Regions from separate parts of the Homo sapiens genome. Here region 1 is linked to region 2. A link is an interaction called in ENCODE POLR2A ChIA-PET data of the cell type or tissue named here. Cell type or tissue: endothelial cell of umbilical vein. All regions are shown on one strand.

What was found. Peaks named below come from ENCODE experiments on the same cell type or tissue, not always from the same donor. Only the 100,000 strongest peaks of a DNase experiment are listed, where the experiment ranks them.
Region 1: POLR2A ChIA-PET joins it to region 2 with 7 read pairs; 2 of 35 experiments call an interaction of 5 or more read pairs at or near these places.

The regions. Positions count from the first base shown.
Region 1 is chr15:69,259,048-69,263,047 of GRCh38, forward strand. It overlaps GLCE (glucuronic acid epimerase), which reads left to right. Exons shown (of 5, transcript NM_015554.3): 4 at 2,040-2,282. Among named protein-coding and RNA genes, the nearest start is that of PAQR5-DT, 38 kb to the right of the region's middle. In endothelial cell of umbilical vein, no CTCF peak of the experiment used is centred here; no DNase peak of the experiment used is centred here.
Region 2 is chr15:69,338,522-69,342,521 of GRCh38, forward strand. All of the region lies in intron 2 of PAQR5 (progestin and adipoQ receptor family member 5), which reads left to right. Among named protein-coding and RNA genes, the nearest start is that of PAQR5, 42 kb to the left of the region's middle. RefSeq lists an enhancer at 3,736-4,000. In endothelial cell of umbilical vein, no CTCF peak of the experiment used is centred here; DNase peaks (open chromatin) are centred at 1,990 and 2,140; H3K27ac peaks cover 253 bases.

The sequences.
Region 1 (4,000 bases), 79 kb before region 2:
GTTTTCACCCAACTCTTGCCATCATGGACCATTGTTTTTTTGTCTGTTGGTTACAGAGGGATATTATAATTTTCTCTCTTTAACAACTAGTGAGGTCAGATATCTTTTTCTTATGCTTTTTGCCGTATTTTCATGTTCTTTACCCCTTTTTCGAATGTGATAAGTGGAGTTTTTTAAAAATGTATTTGTGTGAACTTATGTAGTAAGGGTAGCAGTACTCATATTTGTTAGAGATGTTTCTTCAATCTGGTTGTCTTTTCATTTTACATATGATTTGTTGGTTTTAGAAGTTTTTAGTTCCATTTATTAAACTTATGGGGTTTTTTGGATCTTTGTACCTCTTCTTTTTATGCTTAGAAAGGCACTTGCCACACCACATTATGATCAGCTTTTCACTTTTAGTTTCTCTGATAGTTTTATGGTTTCATTTTTTTACGTTTAACTTTTTTAGTTCTGCTAAATTGATTTATATTTTGGCAAATGGTACAAGGTCACAGCCTAATTTTAAACCTTTTTCCCCAATATGTATTGAATCATCTCTTTTCCCACTGAGTTTGATGGAATATTCGTCATTATACTAAATTCTTAGGAGTACTAGAATGTGTTTCTGGACTGCTACTTGGTTTCATTGATCAGTCCCAGTTCTTGTGCCAGTTGCACATTATTGTAGTCACCACTCATGTTTAATGAAGTTGTATAAACCACCTTTTATTAATTGATAATAATTCTATTTGAATTACAGAGGAGATCCCCCTCTTGGAGGAAAGGTACAAATGTTAAAAAGCTTATCTGTAGCCTACCTAATTCCGTAAACATTGTTTTGAATCTACAACAAAACACATAAAATTTTGTAGATTCCCAGTCTCTGCTGTGCTCATCAGATTCTTATTAATTTTAGAACTACAGATAGTAGTTTATCTCTCAATACATACGTGATTCAACCATACAACATTATGTAAATGTAGGATTTGTAGCTCCTAAGTAGTAAATTACTAAGAAAAACACTAATACCAAACATTTAAAAGTTGTACTTAGAACTTTACATAAGGTAATCCATTAATGAATTATTTCAAGAATCTATGGTAAAATATACAAACTAAATTCATGTTTTAAAAAACACTTCTTAAGAATTACATTTTAACAGGAAAGATATGAAAAAGAATTTCAAGCTGTGTTTATATTTTAAATTGCCAAGTCACAACTGGTTTTTTTTTTTTTTTTTTTTTTTTTGAGACAGAGTCTTGCTCCATCATCCAGGCTGGAGGGCAGTGGCGCCATCTCGGCTCACTGCAACCCCTGCCTCCTGGGTTCAAGTGATTCTCCTGTCTCAGCCTCCCAAATAGCTGGGATTACAGGTACCTGCCACCACCCCCAGCTAGCTTTTTGTATGTTAGTAGAGACGGGGTTTCACCGTGTTGCCCAGGCTGGTCTCAAACTCCTGAGCTCAGGCAGTCCACCCACCTTGGCCTCCCAAAGTGCTAGGATTACAGGCATGAGCCACCGTGCCTGGCCACAACTGGCTTTTTAAGCAAATACATTAACCATCAGATGACATACCTAATTAGTAGACCACACTTTGACATTGGAGGGAAAGATGAGTATGTAGTAACTTGACTGTTAAGTATAAATGTTTAAGAAAATTTCAGGATTAATATTGAAAATAGAACTGTGGTGACATTAGCTATACGCATCTAAATTGTGCAGAATTTGAATGTAGGAAACAGGATTATGAAACATGACATCTGTAGCCATGAGCAAAAGTAACACACACAAAAAGCCAGTCCTTAAAAGGTAATTTATAGCGTTGCACTATTTGTTAACAAATAATGAATGAGAGTGAAAGAATACTTAATTTTTGTTTTTCACATCTGGTTAATTTGGTACTAGATCTGGTCATTATGAGAGCAGTATTATAAGGAAGCCCACAACTTCCTGATAACCCTGTAAGATCCCCCAGAAGTAAATCAGTGAGGAATGGTATTAGGAATAGGCTTGTAATGTCTGGATATGATTATTCATTTTGTTTCTCTATTTTATAGGTGTGCCATTATCTACACAATGGGGACCTCAAGGCTATTTCTATCCAATCCAGATTGCACAGTATGGATTAAGTCATTACAGCAAGAATCTAACTGAGAAACCTCCTCACATAGAGGTATATGAAACAGCAGAAGACAGAGACAAAAACAAGCCTAATGACTGGACTGTGCCAAAGGGCTGCTTTATGGCGAATGTGGCTGATAAGTCTAGATTCACCAATGTCAAACAGTTTATTGCACCAGGTAAGTTATGTATTATATGTGCCTGCTAATTTTATGTTGATTTATGGGACCCTGATAGTCCCTTAAAATTTTAATATGGTTTAAAAAAACACATAAGCAGACCCTTTATATTACATATATAAAGTAACAAATGGTGTCACCCCAATGAAATCTCTAAAAAAGATACAGCTAAAAAGTCAAGGTTATAAAAAGGAATATTTACTATGTAAAGAGCCAAGCCATAGATTGAATGGTAAGGTCCAGGTTACTGCACAATGTGTACCTGCCTCCAGGGGTCTATATCTGATAGGAATGAAGTTCCTCCATTTAATATTTCAGTACAGTATAGTTTAATTTTTAAACTTTTGCAGTAAATAGAATGGTTTTAAGGAGACAGCCATCTTTTCCTTTGCCTATTTTTTGCCAATAGCTTTTAATTTTTTCAGGATAATAGAGCATTACCAAAGAGGCCTGTTTCCCATATTGGATTTTGTTAATGTAGTAGATTATCTCAAACTTCATGTAAAGTCATTTTCATTAATAAAATAATTAACAAAATCAAATTAACTTTATGCAACATTTCCCCTTTTACTAAGACAGTCTCATTAATTAGAATGTAATGCATTTTCCTGCACTAATCAATATCAATGAGAATTAATGAGTCCATTACTTAAGAAGACAATGAAATAATTTTAGTTAGCACCTCAGGTTTAATTCTCTATGGGGGAATGTTGTCAAGTACAGAACTTGTTCCCCCTCCCACCAGTCTTGCAGTTGGTAAATAAAAAGAGAGGAAAGGTTATAAGACCTCTTCTGTATTCTCTCCTTGTTCTTCATTGATGACTGTGTAATTTACAGACCCTGAAAGCCACAATACAAACCTACTCATTCTAGATAGCCTTAAGTAATGAATTTATGAGTACTGAATGCAGTGCAAATAATAGATGACCTTTAATTTTTATTCTGTCACTAGAACTCCTTTTCTCCCATGGCATTCTGTGATATTCTGGTACACAGAGCATCTTTGCTTATTGTAAACAACAGGTTTGGCTGAGTGAGAAAGTACAACTAAATTTTTAAGAATATTTAGCTTGTGATACCTAAGAGGTTATTGCAACAGGAAATGATTAGACTATGCAAAAGAACTTTTGGGTGCACTCAAGAAACTTATTTTTGCACTAGTTAATAATGGTTGTCTGGATTAGGGTGGAATCAGCAGCCCTCACCTTGATCTCCTTGAGTGTTTGGAAGGTTTTCTAGGACAGTCTTTTGAACTCTGTCCTATTTAGAGCAACAGATTTCATTGTGCACTTTTGGGTGCTTTGAGTAATACAAAAGATAGGTCCCCACATCTTAAATGAGGGATCCTTAGCCCCTCATTCTGTAGCCAGTAGCTGGAGATAAAACTACTTCCTAAGATGGTTTTAAGCATATAGAGGAGAGAACTCTGTCTCTAACAGCCACTCTGCGAGTGGGACACAGCTGTTCTAAGTTGGAACTCCCTGTTGGTGGAAGCGTGCTAGCTGGGAATGGAATTCTGTGTGTGCATGTACAGGTTGAGTATCCCTTATCTGAAATGCTTGGGACTAGAAGTGTTTCAGATTTTGGAATATTTACATATACATAAATATCCTGGGGATGGGACTCAAGTCTAAACACAAAATTCTTTTATATTTCATATGCTATACACATAGCCCGAGGGTAACATATTATAATATTTTTAATAATATATGCGACCC
Region 2 (4,000 bases):
CACTCAGACAGTTAGAAAGCGGTTCCACTCTTCTCACCTTGGGGTTCACTCCCATTCCCACAATGTCCCTTGTCAGCAGGAAGAAGCCAGAGCGATTGACAGCCTTCTCCTATCTTCATAGCCTACACCTTGAGATTAAGGTGTTACAAAATCCAAAGGGAGGGATTGAGACCGCCTTTGCAAAATTATGACTGAGACAATCAAAGAGATCGAACTTAACTGACTCCATCTTGCTTCTAACCTCCAAGCTGTCTTTTTCATTTCTGGGCATAGGCTGATCTAACTCTGGGAGAAACTTACTTTGTAGTTTATAGTTTAAACAAAAATGGTAACAACCCTTTCCCAAAGCAGACCTCCTTCTTGCCTGGGGACTAGACTAACATTAGCCAAAGGATTAGAAATTATGATTTAGGAATCTTGCAGTTGGAGGCCTCAAGATTCTGACCCTCCCTAGACTGCTCCTGAGATCAGTGCTTGGGATATTTTGCAGACCCTGCACTTGATGGATCAGCAGGCACCGCTCAGATCAGTAATTTGTCTCCTCTGATCTTGTGGGCCCCACCCAGGAACTGAGTCAGCGCAAGAAGACAGGTTCGACTCCCTATGATTTCATCCCTGACCAGTCACCACTCCTGGCCCACTGGCTACACCCCCCACCCCGCCACCAAGTTATCCTTAAAAACTCTGCTCCTCAAATGCTCAGGGAGACTGATTTGAGTAATAATAAAACTCCGGTCTCCTGCACAGTTGGCTCTGTGTGAATTACTCTTTCTCTGTTACAATTCCCCTGTCTTGACGAATTGGCTCTGTCTAGGCGTGGACAAGGTGAACCCCTTGGGCAGTTACATTAGGAGGGGCTTCTTGTCCAGACATGCATCCGTCTGGGTACCTGGCGGCCTTAGTCCCCCCACAACAATCTTTTTGTTGTTGTTGTTGTTTCTGGGTCTTTTTGGTTTCGTTTTTGTTTTTGAGACAGAGTCTTGTTCTGTCACCCAGGCTGGAGTACAGTGGTGCAATCTCAGCTCACTGCAGCCTCTGCCTCCCAGGTTCAAGCAATTCTCATGCCTCAGCTTCCCAAGTAACTGGGACCACAGGTGCACACCACCATGCCTGGCAATTTTTGTATTTTTTATTACAGACAGGGTTTCACCATGTTGTCCAGGCTGATCTTGAACTCCTGACCTCAAGTGATCCACTCACCTGGGCCTCCCAAAGTGCTGGGATTACAGGCATGAGCCATTGAGCCCGGCCCCTCCACAATCTTTAGAATGTACCAGAGCATGTGTGACTCTAGGTGGAAAAAAATCCATGGCTCTTCGTAATCAATACAGGTGACCTGTGACATTAACACCTTTTTTTTGGGGGACGGAGTTTTGCTCTTGTTGCCCAGGCTGGAGTGCAATGGCACAATCTTGGCTCACCGCAACCTCTGCCTCCCGGGTTCAAGCGATTCTTCTACCTCAGCCTCCTGAGTAGCTGGGATTACAGGCATGTGCCACCACGCCCGGCTAATTTTGTATTTGTGGTAGAGATGGGGTTTCTCCATGTTGGTCAGGCTGGTCTCAAACTTCCGACCTCAGGTGATCTGCCCGCCTTGGACTCCCAAAGTGCTGGGATTACAGGCATGAGCCACCGTGCCCGGCCTCACATTAACACCTTTTTTTCAAGCTTTTTTGTTTATGGCTTTTAGTAAGCAATACCTTTTGTCATAATCTAGTATACACATACAGTCATACATAACATAGCAAGCAATATCTATAAACATATGTAACAAACATCATAAAACAGTACTTACCTTTACTCTGCAATACACTGATATTTTCTGTCTATTCTTTTCCATACGATTCTATCTTTAAATGTTAATCATGACTCACTAAATAGATTTCACGATCCATTGAGAGGTTGTGACCTGCAGTTTGGAAAGCACTGTGTGAGCAGACATAATCATGGCTTTAATGAATGGCAAACTACTTGGGAGTTGTTTATAATCTTGCTGAGGTGGGCATTTGACCCATGCTGCAAGGAGGCTGAAGTTCAGGCACGTGTCATTCAGCTGATGAGTGACCTCAGCTTTCCCCCAGCTCCCTGCCCTGTGAGTTGGCCGTTTTCTTCCCATGGTGGATTCAGGCATTGGCATGGCGGGGTGAGCTTCTGGTCCTTCCAACTCTAGGACCCATGCACATGTTCCCACTGTTCGTTAGAGACCTTCCTTATTTTTGACTTTGCCAGGCCCTCACTGAGTGACCTCAAGCAAGTCATTTCCTATCTGAGGTTCTCAGATATAAAATAGGAAGAAGGGTGGATTGAACTAGTCTGCGCTTCTCACAATAGTGGGGGAGGCAGTTTGCAGCAACAGGATGTGTATAATATGTATTTTTTTTCTGGAAGATTTGGAGAAAATAAATTTTTGTATTAAAACAACTATAAATTATGGAGCAGACTACAAAAAGCACGTGCTTTTTAATGATACTTTTTTATTGTGGTAAAATATACGTAACATAAAATTTATCATGCTAAGCACTTAAAAATGTGTAATTCGTTGGTATTGAGTACATTCACATTGCTGTGCACCTATGACCACCATCCATCTCCACGACTTCTTCATCTTCCCAAATAGAAACTACGTATCCCTTAAACACTAATTCCCCATCCCCTCTACCCGCCCCCGGCCCCCCTGCCAGACTGTCTTTACGTAAATGTCTCTAAAATTTGCCTATTCCAGGCATGTCATCTCAATGGAATCATACAATATTTGTCCCTTTGTGTCTGGCTTATTTGACTTAATGTTTTCAAGCCTCACCCATGTTAAAACATGTATTAGAATTCTATTCCTTTTTTTTTTTTTTTTTTTAAAAAATAGGGTCTTGCTCTGTTGCCCAGGCTGGAGTGCAGTGGTGTGATCACAGCTCACTGTGGCCTTGTTCTCCTGAGCTCAAGTAGTCCCCCCACCTCAGCCTCCAGAGTAGCTGAGATTACAGGCATGAACCATCACATTGGGCCTTTTATTCTTTCTTAAGGCTGAGTAATATCCTGTAGTATAGATATACCACATTTTGTTTATCCATTCATCTGCTGAAGAGCATTTGGGCTTTCACCTTTTGGTCATTGTGAGTAATGCTGCTATGAAAATTGGTTTAGAAATACCTGCTTCAGGCCGTCGCACCTGTAATCCCAGTACTTCGGGAGGCCAAGGTGGGTGGATCACTTGAGCTCAGGAGTTTGAGACCAGCCTGGACAATATAGGGAGGACTCATCTCTACAAAAAATACAAAAATTAGATGGTGTGGTGGCATGTGTCTGTGGTCCCAGATACTTAGGAGGCTGAGGTGGGAGGATCACTTAATCCCAGGAGGTCAAGTCTGCAGTGAGGCACTCCAGCCTGGACAACAGAGTGAGACCCTGTCTCAAAAAAAAAAAAAAAACTGTTTCAGCCCCTTTCACTTCTTTTGGGTATATAGATAGAAGTGAAATTGCTGGATTATATGGTAATTCTGTTTAACTTTTTGAGAAACTGTCATACTGTTTTCCATAGCTATTGCACCACTTTACAGTCCCACCAGAAATGCATTAGTTTCTATTTCTCCACACCCTTGCCAATACTTACCTTCTGTGTTTTTTGTTTTGTTTTTTGATAGCAGCCATCCTAATGGCTATGAAGCGGTATCCCATTATGGTTTTGAACTGTGCTTCCCTAATGACTAGTGGTGCTGAGAATCTTTCCATGTGCCTATTGGTTGTTTGTTCTTTTATTATTATTATTATTATTATTATTATTATTATTATTATTATTTCTTTTATATTGGTTGTTTGTATATTTGGGGAAAAATATCTATTCAAGCCATTTGCCCATTTTTGAATTGGCTTGTTTGGAATTTTTTTGTCAAGTTCTGGGAATTCTTTATATATTCTGGATATTAGTCTCTTATAGACATCTGATTTGCAAATCTCCCATTCTGTGGGCTGTCTTTCACTCTCTTGATAGTGTCCTTTGATGCATACA